2 separate regions of the Homo sapiens genome follow, and region 1 is linked to region 2. A link is an interaction called in ENCODE POLR2A ChIA-PET data of the cell type or tissue named here. Cell type or tissue: A673. All regions are shown on one strand.

Region 1 (5,000 bases), 430 kb before region 2:
CCCTTCTGATTCAACTGGGACATCCAAGAATAGAAACTAAGGCTGAGTCACCCATCTACGCAGATTCTCTTGCGTTCCCCACCAGTGAGGAGACTGGCCCCTCAGGGACGTCGCCACGTGCGCAGGCCATGGTATAATGAAGCTGAGACGTGGCCGCTCCTGCAGCAGGTGCGCCGCCATGCGCCCACGACGAGTCATAAGTCTCCACGCGTGTGAGGGGTTACAGGGAGCCCCCAGGCAGAGGTCTGAGGTGCAGGCAGTACCCCGCCCGGGCGGGGGGCACGGGTTACAAGGGCCCGTATTTGGTCTCATACTTGGACACGATGGTCTTGCACTTGCCCACCTCCTTGCGTAGCTCGGCCACCTCCGTCCGCAGGGCTGTGTTCTCCTTCTCCAGGAAGGCTGCCCGGATGGTGATCTGATTCTCTTTCAGGCGCCGGGCATCCCGTGACCGTTTAGCTGCCACGTTGTTCTTCTTGCGTCTTGTCCAGTACTTTTCATCCTGTGGGGAAGTGCCCTCTGTGAGTCTCTCGTCTTTCCCCACGAGAGAACCCAATTTTTCCACTCCCACCACCTGGATTCCCCTAACTCATCTGGTGTGGCCAGAGCTAAAGCAGGGATACCAGGGAGGGAGCAGCACAAACCAGGGCACATTGAGGGCACTGCCCTTTCCTCGGGGGCAGGACGAGAAACAAAAGTTATTTGGTACGTTACATGGTGAAGAGAAGGAGACTCATCTCCTGGAGGCCTGGTACCTGCTGCTCCAGCACAAAGCATTGCACTGTCCACACCCTTGCCTTACTTAGGCATGTTGGTTGTGGGTAAGGGCCTAGATCCCCGAGTTCAGATCTTGGCTCTCCAAGATTACTAGCAGTGAAACTGTGCAAGTACTTTAACCCCTCAATATCACAGGTCCCTTATCTTTACACTGAGAAATAACAGGCCAGGCATGGTGGCTCACACCTGTAATCCCAGCATTTTGGGAGGCTGAGGCAGGTGGATCACTTGAGGTGAGGAGTTTAAGACCAGCCTGGCCAATATGATGAAACCCCATCTCTACTAAGAATACAAAAATTAGCCGGCGTGGTGGTGCACATCTGTAATCTCAGCTACTCAGGAGGGTGAGGCACAAGAATCGGTTGAACCTGGGAGGCGGAAGTTGCAGTGAGCCGAGATCACGCCACTGCACTCCAGCCTGGGTGACAAAGTGAGACTCTGTCTCAAAAACAAAACAAAACAAAAACAAACAAAACAAAAATCAGTGCCTGGCCTACAGTGAGTACCATCTAAATATTCACCATGATCATCACATCATTATTAAAGTCTCACAAACCTCCCCGGGAGGGAGGTTCAGTTGCTCCCGTTTTACAGATGAGGAACTTGAGGCACAGCTAGGCCACAAGTGGCAACATGGAGTTTGGACCCAGGTGTGCCTGACTCCAAAGATTTGGATGAAAAATCCTTGCTGTAAGTTTTTCATAGGAAAGGATGGAAAACTGCAAAATTCTCTCTTCCCACCAGTTCCTAACAGCACCACCAGCTTGAAAGCTGCTTGCTCATCCCTGGGGATGGCAACATACAAGAAACCCTTTGTCCTTCAAAGCAAGGACTTTTTCAACCCCAGTTCCTGTGGCCTAGTGAGCTCTTGCCCAGTGGCTGGGCTACAGCCAGGGAGGCAGGAACATCAACACAGCCGATGGCCCGGGGAAGGAGAGAAACTACAGGGAGTCACACTGGGGCCAAATGCCACATGACTCCCTTTCTTTCTACCAAACTGCTGAAGGATATGGCTTTAAGCACTAAACTCATGTCTTTCCAAATGGTGTCACAAGGAGGGAAGGCTCTCCAGATAAAATCAAATGCGAGGAGCCATATCCCCTAGGCCCTTGAACCAACGCTGCATCTTTATTTATAAGGAATACCAGGTTACCTTCTGCTCGTCGGGGACAAAGACCTTCTTGGCCTTTTTGATCATAGGCTGGGGCTTCAGGTCCTCCTCAGCAAACTTGTGCTTCCGAGGGTTGAAGAGCTCCCCGCCTGGCACACTGGAGAGCACCAGGTCGGCGGGGTCCGGATTGAAGTTCACATCCACTTCCACACAATTGGGGTCGATGGGACTGGGAGTCTCCCTCTCCTTCTCCAGGGAAGATTCTAAAAGACACAGAGACAGGTGGTCCCGAAGCAGCCCACTGGACAGAGAAGACCCACGCCACACACCCAGACACCTGGTTGAACCTCAAGGCTGCATAAGCCACTGCCGCCTGGGGAGAAGAAAACCCCAACAGTACCAGCCCCTAAGCCAGACTGGCACACGGTTCAATTCCACAACACAAACATTCAAAGAATTCTTTCCTTCAGGAACAGAATGCTCAAAAGGAAACAGAAGCCCTAGAAAAAGACAGGGTTTTCCAATTGTTTCCACCCCCTCCAGAAATGTTAAGCAAAACATTAATTTTTTTTTTTTTTTTTTTTTGAGATGGGAGTCTTGCTCTGTCGCCCAGGCTGGAGTGCAGTGGCGCAATCTCGGCTCATTGCAAGCTCCGCCTCCCGGGTTCATGCCACTCTCCTGCCTCAGCCTCCTGAGTAGCTGGGACTACAGGCGCCTGCCACCGCAGGTGCCCGCCACCAAGCCTGGCTAATTTTTTTGTATTTTTAGTAGAGATGAGGTTTTACTGTGTTAGCCAGGATGGTCTTGATCTCCTGACCTTGTGATCCGCCTGCCTTGGCCTCCCAAAGTGCTGGGATTACAGGCATGAGCCACTGCGCCCAGCCTAAAACATTAAATTTTTATATTCCCTTAACTTCCTGTGATTTCAAGATCTCCAGTAATGAGAAACAGCTGTGTCTCTCCAGGCAGACACAGACTGAAGAATGGAAATGGGTTCCAATTTTTTTTTTTTTTTTTTGAGACAGGGTCTTGCTCTGTCACCTAGGCTGGAGTATAGTGGTATGATCATGGCTCACTGCACCCTCGACCTTCTGGGCTGGAGTGATCCTCTTGCCTCAGCCTCCTGAGTAGCTGGGACCGCGGATGCACACCAACACGCCTGGCTAATTTTTTTTTATTTTTTAGAGACAGGGTTTCATTATGTTGCCAGGGCTGGTCTCAAACTCCTAGGCTCAAGTGATCTTCCTGCTTCAGCCTCTGAAAGTGCTGGGATTACAGGTGTGAGCCACTGCACCTGGCCAGGCTCCACTTTTCTTTTTCTTTTGAGACTGAGTCTTGCTCTGTCACTCAGGGTAGAGTGCACTGGTGCAATCTTGGCTCACTGCAGCCTCCACTTCCCGGGTTCAACCGATTCCCGACTCAGCCTCCCGAGTAGTGGAGACAACAGGCATAAGCCACCACGCCTGGCTAGTTTTTGTATTTTTAGTAGAGACAGGGTTTCACCATGTTGGCCAGGCTGGTCTTGAACTGCTGAGCTCAAGTGATCCACCCGCCTCGGCCTCCCAAAATGCTGGGATTACAGGTGTGAGCCACCACGTCCAGCCCGGGTTCCACTTTTGAGTCCCTGAGACATGTCTGTTACTGTGCCATCTAGTCACTTAGTCTTTTTTTTTTTTTTTTTTTTTTTTGAAGAGTCTCACTCTGTTTCCCAGGGTGGAGTGTAGTGGCGTGATCTCAGCTCACTGCAACCTTGACCTCCTGGGTTCAAGCTATTCTCCTGCCTCAGCCTCCCAAGTAGCTGGGACTACTGGCGCCCACTACCATGCTCGGCTAATTTTTGTATTTTTAGTAGAGACGGGGTTTCACTATGTTGGCCAGGATGGTCTCAATCTCCTGACTTGGTGATCCACCTGCCTCGGCCTCCCAAAGTGCTGGGATTACAGGTGTGAGCCACTGCGCCCGGCCCCATTTAGTCTTATGACAACTAGTTTACAGATGAAGAAACTAACGCTCAGAGAAATAAAATGGTTTTCCCAGAGTCACACAGATGATAAGCAATTGAACTAAAATTTGAAACTTAGTCTGGCTGGCTGATTCCTTGTTCTTCCCTGCCCCACCTGGCTGCCATTTAATAGTGGACACCGATTGGGTTAAAACCACCTCTAGAATTCTAAGGTTGTGTGTTATTAGAGATAAGAGTTATATTAAGAAAAACTATACCTTTGGCCAGCTCATTCAATGCTACTGATAGGAGTATACAAAATAATTATTCAGTCAACAGATACTTATTGAATACCTGTTATATGCCAGGTTCTGTCCTGGCAAAGACAAAACAGTTAACAAACAGCTAAAAATCCCTGCCTGCATGAAATGTTATTCTAGTGGGGAAAGCTGCATTACACAAGATAAATACAAACGATATATAAAAATGTCAGATGGGCCAGGCGTGGTGGTGCACACCTGTAATCTCAGCACTCTGGGAGGCCGAGGCGTGTGGATCACGAGGTCAAGAGATCGAGACCATCCTGGCCAACATGGTGAAACCCCGTCTCTACTAAAAATACGAAAATTAGCTGGGCGTGATGGCATGCGCCTGTAGTCCCAGCTACTCAGGAGACTGAGGCAGGAGAATTGCTTAAACCCAGTAGGCAGAGATTGCAGTGAGCCAAGATGGTGCCACTGCACTCCAGCCTGGCGACAGAGTGAGACTCCCTCTCAAAAAAAAAAAAAAAAGTCAGATGCCGGCCTGGTGTGGTGGCTCATGCCTGTAATCCCGGCACTTTGAGAGGCTGAGGTGGGTGGATCACCTGAGGTCAGGAGTTCGAGACCAGCCTGACCAATACGATGAAACCCCGTCTCTACTAAAAATACAAAAAGTAGCCGGCCGTGCCTGTTATCCCAGCTACTCAGGGGGCTGAGGCAGGAGACTCGCTTGAACCCGGGAGGCAGAGGTCGCAGCGAGCTGAGATCACACCACTGCACTCCAGCCTGGGTGACAGAATAAGACTGTCTTAAAAAAAAAAAAAAGAAAAGAAGATCCTGCAATGCATAGGTCAGTCACGCCTCCAACCCCAACAAAAAATCATCTGGTCTAAATGTCAATGGTGCTGCT
Region 2 (5,000 bases):
GAAACACCGTCTCTACTAAAAAAAAAAAAAAAAAATTAGCTGGGCGTGGTGGCGGGTGCCTGTAGTCCCAGCTACTCAGGAGGCTGAGGCAGGAGAATTGCTTGAACCCAGGAGGCGGAGCTTGCAGTGAGCCAAGATTGCATCACTGCACTGGAGCCTGGGCGACAGTGCAAGACTCCGTCTCAAAAAATAAATAAATAAAAATAAAAATAAAAAAATAAATAAAAATTAGCCAGGTGTGTGTGGTGGTGGGCGCCTGTAGTCCCAGCTATTCAGGAGGCTGAGGCAGAAGAATTGCTTGAATCCGGGAGGCAGAGGTTGCAGTGAGCCAAGACTGCGCCACTGCACTCCAGCCTGGGTGACACAGTGAGACTCTGTCTCAAAAAAAAAAAAAAAAAAGTAAAACTATTAAAAAAAACAAAACTAGATGTTAATGGGCATGTGTGGTTTTAGGGGAAGAGATACCATGATAATACCTTTTTCTTTTCACTCTTCGAAAATGTGGAAAGTGGGCCGGGCATGTTGGCTCACACCTGTAATGCCAGCACTATGAGAGGCTGAAGTCAGGAATTCGAGACCAGCCTGACCAACACGGCAAAACCCAATCTCTACTAAAAATACAAAAGTTAGTGGTGCATGGTGGTACATGTCTGCAATCCCAGTTACTTGGGAGGCTGAGGTAGGAGAATTGCTTGAACCCAAGGGGCAGAGGTTGCAGTGAGCCGAAGTTGCACACCACTGTACTCCAGCCTGGGCAAAAGAGCAAGACTCTGTCTCAAAAAACAAACAAACAAACAAACAAACCATAAAAGGCTGGGAGTAGTGGCTCACGCCTGCAATCCCAATGCTTTGGAAGGACGAGGGTGACGGATCACTTGATGTCAGGGTTCGAGACCAGCCTGGCAAACATGGCAAAACCCCCTCTCTACTAAGAAGGCAAAAATTAGCCAGGCATGGTGGTGGATATCTGTAATCCCAGCTACTCAGGAGGCTGAGGCAGGAGAATCACTTGAACCCAGGAGGCAGAGGCTGCAGTGAGCCGAGATCACACCACTGCATTCCAGCCTGGGTGACAGAGTAAGGCTGACACACACACACACACACACAGAGAAAGCAAAGCACTTACTTTTGCTAGCCAGATTCACACTACAGAGTAACTTGGTTTGCCAACTGATAAAAATAAAGAATTGGGGCCAGGCCCGGTGGCTCACGCCTATAATCCCAGCGTTTTGGGAGGCTGAGGCGGGTGGGTCACGAGGTCAGGAGATCGAGCCCATCCTGGCTAACATGGTTTCTACTAAAAATATTTAAAAATTAGCCAGGCGTGGTGGCGGGCACCTGTAGTCCCAGCTACTCAGGAGGCTGAGGCAGGAGAATGGTGTGAACCCGGGAGGCGGAGCTTGCAGTGAGCCAAGATCGCACCACTGCGCTCCAGCCTGGGTAACAGAGCGAGACTCTGTCTCAAAAAATAAAAATAAAAATAATAAAATAAAATAAAAATAAAGAATTGGGTCAGGCACAGTCGCTCACACCTGTAATCCCAGCACTTTGGGAGGCCAAGGCAGCAGGATCACTTTAGCCCACGAATTCAAGACCAGGCTGGGCAACACAGCAACATCTCATCTCTAGAAATAAAAAAATTAGCCAGTTGTGGTAGCACATGCCTGTGGTCCCAGCTACTAAGGAGGCTGAGGCAGGAGAATGGCTTGAGCACAGGCGGTTGAGGCTGCAGTGCACCATGATCGTACCACTGCACTCCAGCCTAGGTGACAGAGCAAAACCTTGTTATCAAAAAAAAAAAAAAAAAAAAAAAGGCCAGGCACGGTGGCTCGGCCGGGCGTGGTGGCTCATGTCTGTAATCCCAGCACTTTGGGAAGTCGAGGCAGGCAGATCATCTGAGGTCAGGAGTTCGAGACCAGCCTGGCCAACATGGCGAAACTCTGTCTCTTCTAAAAATACAAACAATTAACCGGGTGTGGTGGGTGGCGCATGCCTATAATCCCAGCTACTAGAGAGGCTGAGGCAGGAGAATCGCTGGAACCTGGCAGGCAGAGGTTGCAGTGAGCTGGGATCGCGCCACTGCACTCTACCCTGGGTGAAAGAGCGAGACTCCATCTTAAAAACAAACAAAAAAGGGATCTAGGGTCTATGCAGTGTATTTAAGAACTTATTGAAACTGGAATACACTACTATAATTAAAAGAATGGCAGAGAAAAGTAAATATGATGTCCTTTAAGCTGGATCCTCTAACTTAGAGGAAGACTATGTATTATAAAATTAGCTAAATAAGAGCCACAATTATTAAAGTGAAAATCAAAACTGTTTCAAGGTACATTATCGTGTTTAAATTTGATCTGGGTCTTTCTTTTGACTGTGGCCATGGCACTACTAACCTAAAGAACCCTTCAGGCTCCCTTCACGGTAGAGTCCTTTCCTTCGTCCCTGCCATACCTGGAACATGCTCCTCCTCCTATCACTCTCAAGTCCTCCCCACCCTTCAAGACCCAGCTTAAATCCCTACTTCTTGACTGAAGCTTTTCCTGACTCTTCCACCCTGAGTCATTTTCCTCTCCTTCAGGCACTCTTAACACATCAATTATGAGTATCTCTTTACATACCTGACCTCCCTCCTTCCCCCTCAACTCAAAGCTCCCACAGAGCAGGGACCTGGTCTTTCTATGCCAAGTGCAAATTAGGCTCTTGGTACTTGAACAAGCAAACAAAAACTATTTCTATAAATAGAAGAAATACGGGACAAATACAGATTCATTCTTTTTTTTTTAGACAGTCTCGCTCTGTTGCCCAGGCTGAAGGGCAGTGGCACAATCTCCACACTGCAACCTCCACCTCCCGGGTTCCAGCTATTCTCTCACCTCAGCCTCCCAAGTAGCAGGGATTACAGGTGTGCACTACCATACCAAGCTAATTTTTTGTATTTTTAGTAGAGACGGGGTTTCACCATGTTGGCCAGGCTGGTCTTTAACTCCTGACCTCAAGTGATCTGCCTGCCTCGGCCTCCCATGGTGCTGAGATTACAGGCGTGAGCCACTGCATCCGACCAAGATTCATTCCTTTTTTTCTTTTAGACAGAGTCTAGCTTTGTCCCCCCAGGCCGGAGGGCACTGGTGCAATCTTGGCTCACTGCAACCTCTGTCTCCCAGGTTCAAGTGATTCTCCCGCCTCAGCCTCCCAAGTAGCTGGGACTACAGGCATGCGCCACCATGCCTGGCTATTTTTTGTATTTTTAGTAGAGATGGGGTTTCCCCACGTTGCCCAGGCTGGTCTTGCACTTCTGGCCTCACACGATCCACGCGTCCTGGCCTCCCAAAGTACTGGGATTATAGGCGTGAGCCACCGAGCCCGGCCAGATTCATTCTTTACTACAAAATTCCTAACAAAGAACAAAAATGTATAGGAGGGATATTACTGCAATCTAGAGTACCAAATAAGAAGGGATATAGCAGGGAAAATGATTAAATATTAGTGTAAAATGTGCTCAATACAAAAGTTTTCCAGCTTTTGTTGCAGAGAGTAAGTACAGGGGTTGAGTCCAGTTAGTTTAAACGGGCAGGAACTGTTCACTGTCAACCCAGAACAGGTTGACAGTGGCACATAACGGGTTCATGTCACACCCCTGCCAAGGCAGAAGCCTATCATGTGATTTATAAAGCTTGGGGACCTTTAAGCTTTGATAAAAACGCTGTACCACCAAAGAACTGTTAAGGAAGCAATGGCTTCATCTCAAGAGTAGACAGATTACACTTTCAAAACACTGACGGGGCCGGGCGTGGTGGCTCACGCCTGTAATCCCAGCACTTTGGGAGGCCGAGCCGGGTGGATCACTCGAGGTCAGGAGTTAAAGAGACCAGACTGGCCAACATGGTGAAACCCTGTTTCTACTAAAAATACAAAAATTAGCTGGGCATGCTGGTGCATACCTGCAGTCTCAGCTGCTCAGGAGGCTGAGGCAGGAGAATAGCTTGAACCTGGGAGGCAGAGGTTGCAGTGCACCGAGATCATGCCACTGCACTCCAGCCGAGGCAACAGAGCAAGACTCTGTCTCAAACAAACCAAACCAAACCAAACCAAACCAAACCAAACCAAACCAAACCAAACCAAAATACTGATGGATCTGTAGTTTTAGGTAGATGCTAACATCTTCTGGGCCAAGGCTGGGTCTAAGATGATGAAGATTCCCCATCATCAGGAATAAGATTACCAGAGGTAATAGAGAAAATAAAACCTCACATATTTGATTTTTCAGCAACTCCTTAATACAACCAAGGAAGGAGACAGTGTAAAATAAAATAAATACAAAGGTACAGGAGGGCATGCAGAATCAATATGGACTTAAAAGAGGAAGTCTTCAGAATCCGACTAGGGCACAGCCATAATCATTCTTATTTACTTAGAGCTATGTATATAATTACTCATTTAAGGTCAGACAAGATTTATTAAAATACAACCGTTGCTAAATCTAGATTCTTACTTTCATCTTTAACAAAAATTGTCTTTATAAAAATGATAAATCCATTTTTTTCTTTACTTGCTAAGTTCTTTTCCCATATAAATCCTTTTTTTTTTTTTAAGTTATGGCACTCAGACTTCTCCTCAGTGTCTATAATAAAAGTGTGTGGCCAGGGGCAGTGGCTCACACCTGTAAGCTCAGTGTTTTGGAAGGGCAAGGCAGGAGGATTGCTTGAGTCCAGGAGTTCAAGACAAGCCTGGACAACACAGCAAGACCCAATCTCTACAAAAAATTAAAAAATTAGCAGCTAGATGCGGTGGCTCACACCTGTAATCCCAGCACTTTGGGGGCCGAGATGGGTGATCATGAGGTCAGGAGCTCGAGACCAGCCTGGCCAACATAGTGAAACCCCATTTCTACTAAAAATACAAAAAATTAGCCAGGTGTGGTGGCGGGTACCTGTAATCCCAGCTACTCGGGAAGCTGAGGCAGGAGAATTGTTTGAACCCAGAAGGTGGAGACTGCAGTAAGC

Evidence for each region. ChIA-PET counts read pairs that join two places held together with the same protein. Peaks named below come from ENCODE experiments on the same cell type or tissue, not always from the same donor. Only the 100,000 strongest peaks of a DNase experiment are listed, where the experiment ranks them.
Region 1: POLR2A ChIA-PET joins it to region 2 with 6 read pairs; 15 of 35 experiments call an interaction of 5 or more read pairs at or near these places.

The regions. Positions count from the first base shown.
Region 1 is chr22:41,391,247-41,396,246 of GRCh38, reverse strand. TEF (TEF transcription factor, PAR bZIP family member) reads right to left here. Exons shown (of 4, transcript NM_003216.4): 3 at 1,931-2,151; 4 at 1-502. The coding sequence ends at 287. Among named protein-coding and RNA genes, the nearest start is that of TEF, 12 kb to the right of the region's middle. In A673, no CTCF peak of the experiment used is centred here; a DNase peak (open chromatin) is centred at 2,836; H3K27ac peaks cover 2,173 bases.
Region 2 is chr22:40,957,895-40,962,894 of GRCh38, reverse strand. All of the region lies in intron 2 of RBX1 (ring-box 1), which reads right to left. Among named protein-coding and RNA genes, the nearest start is that of RBX1, 9.0 kb to the right of the region's middle. In A673, no CTCF peak of the experiment used is centred here; no DNase peak of the experiment used is centred here.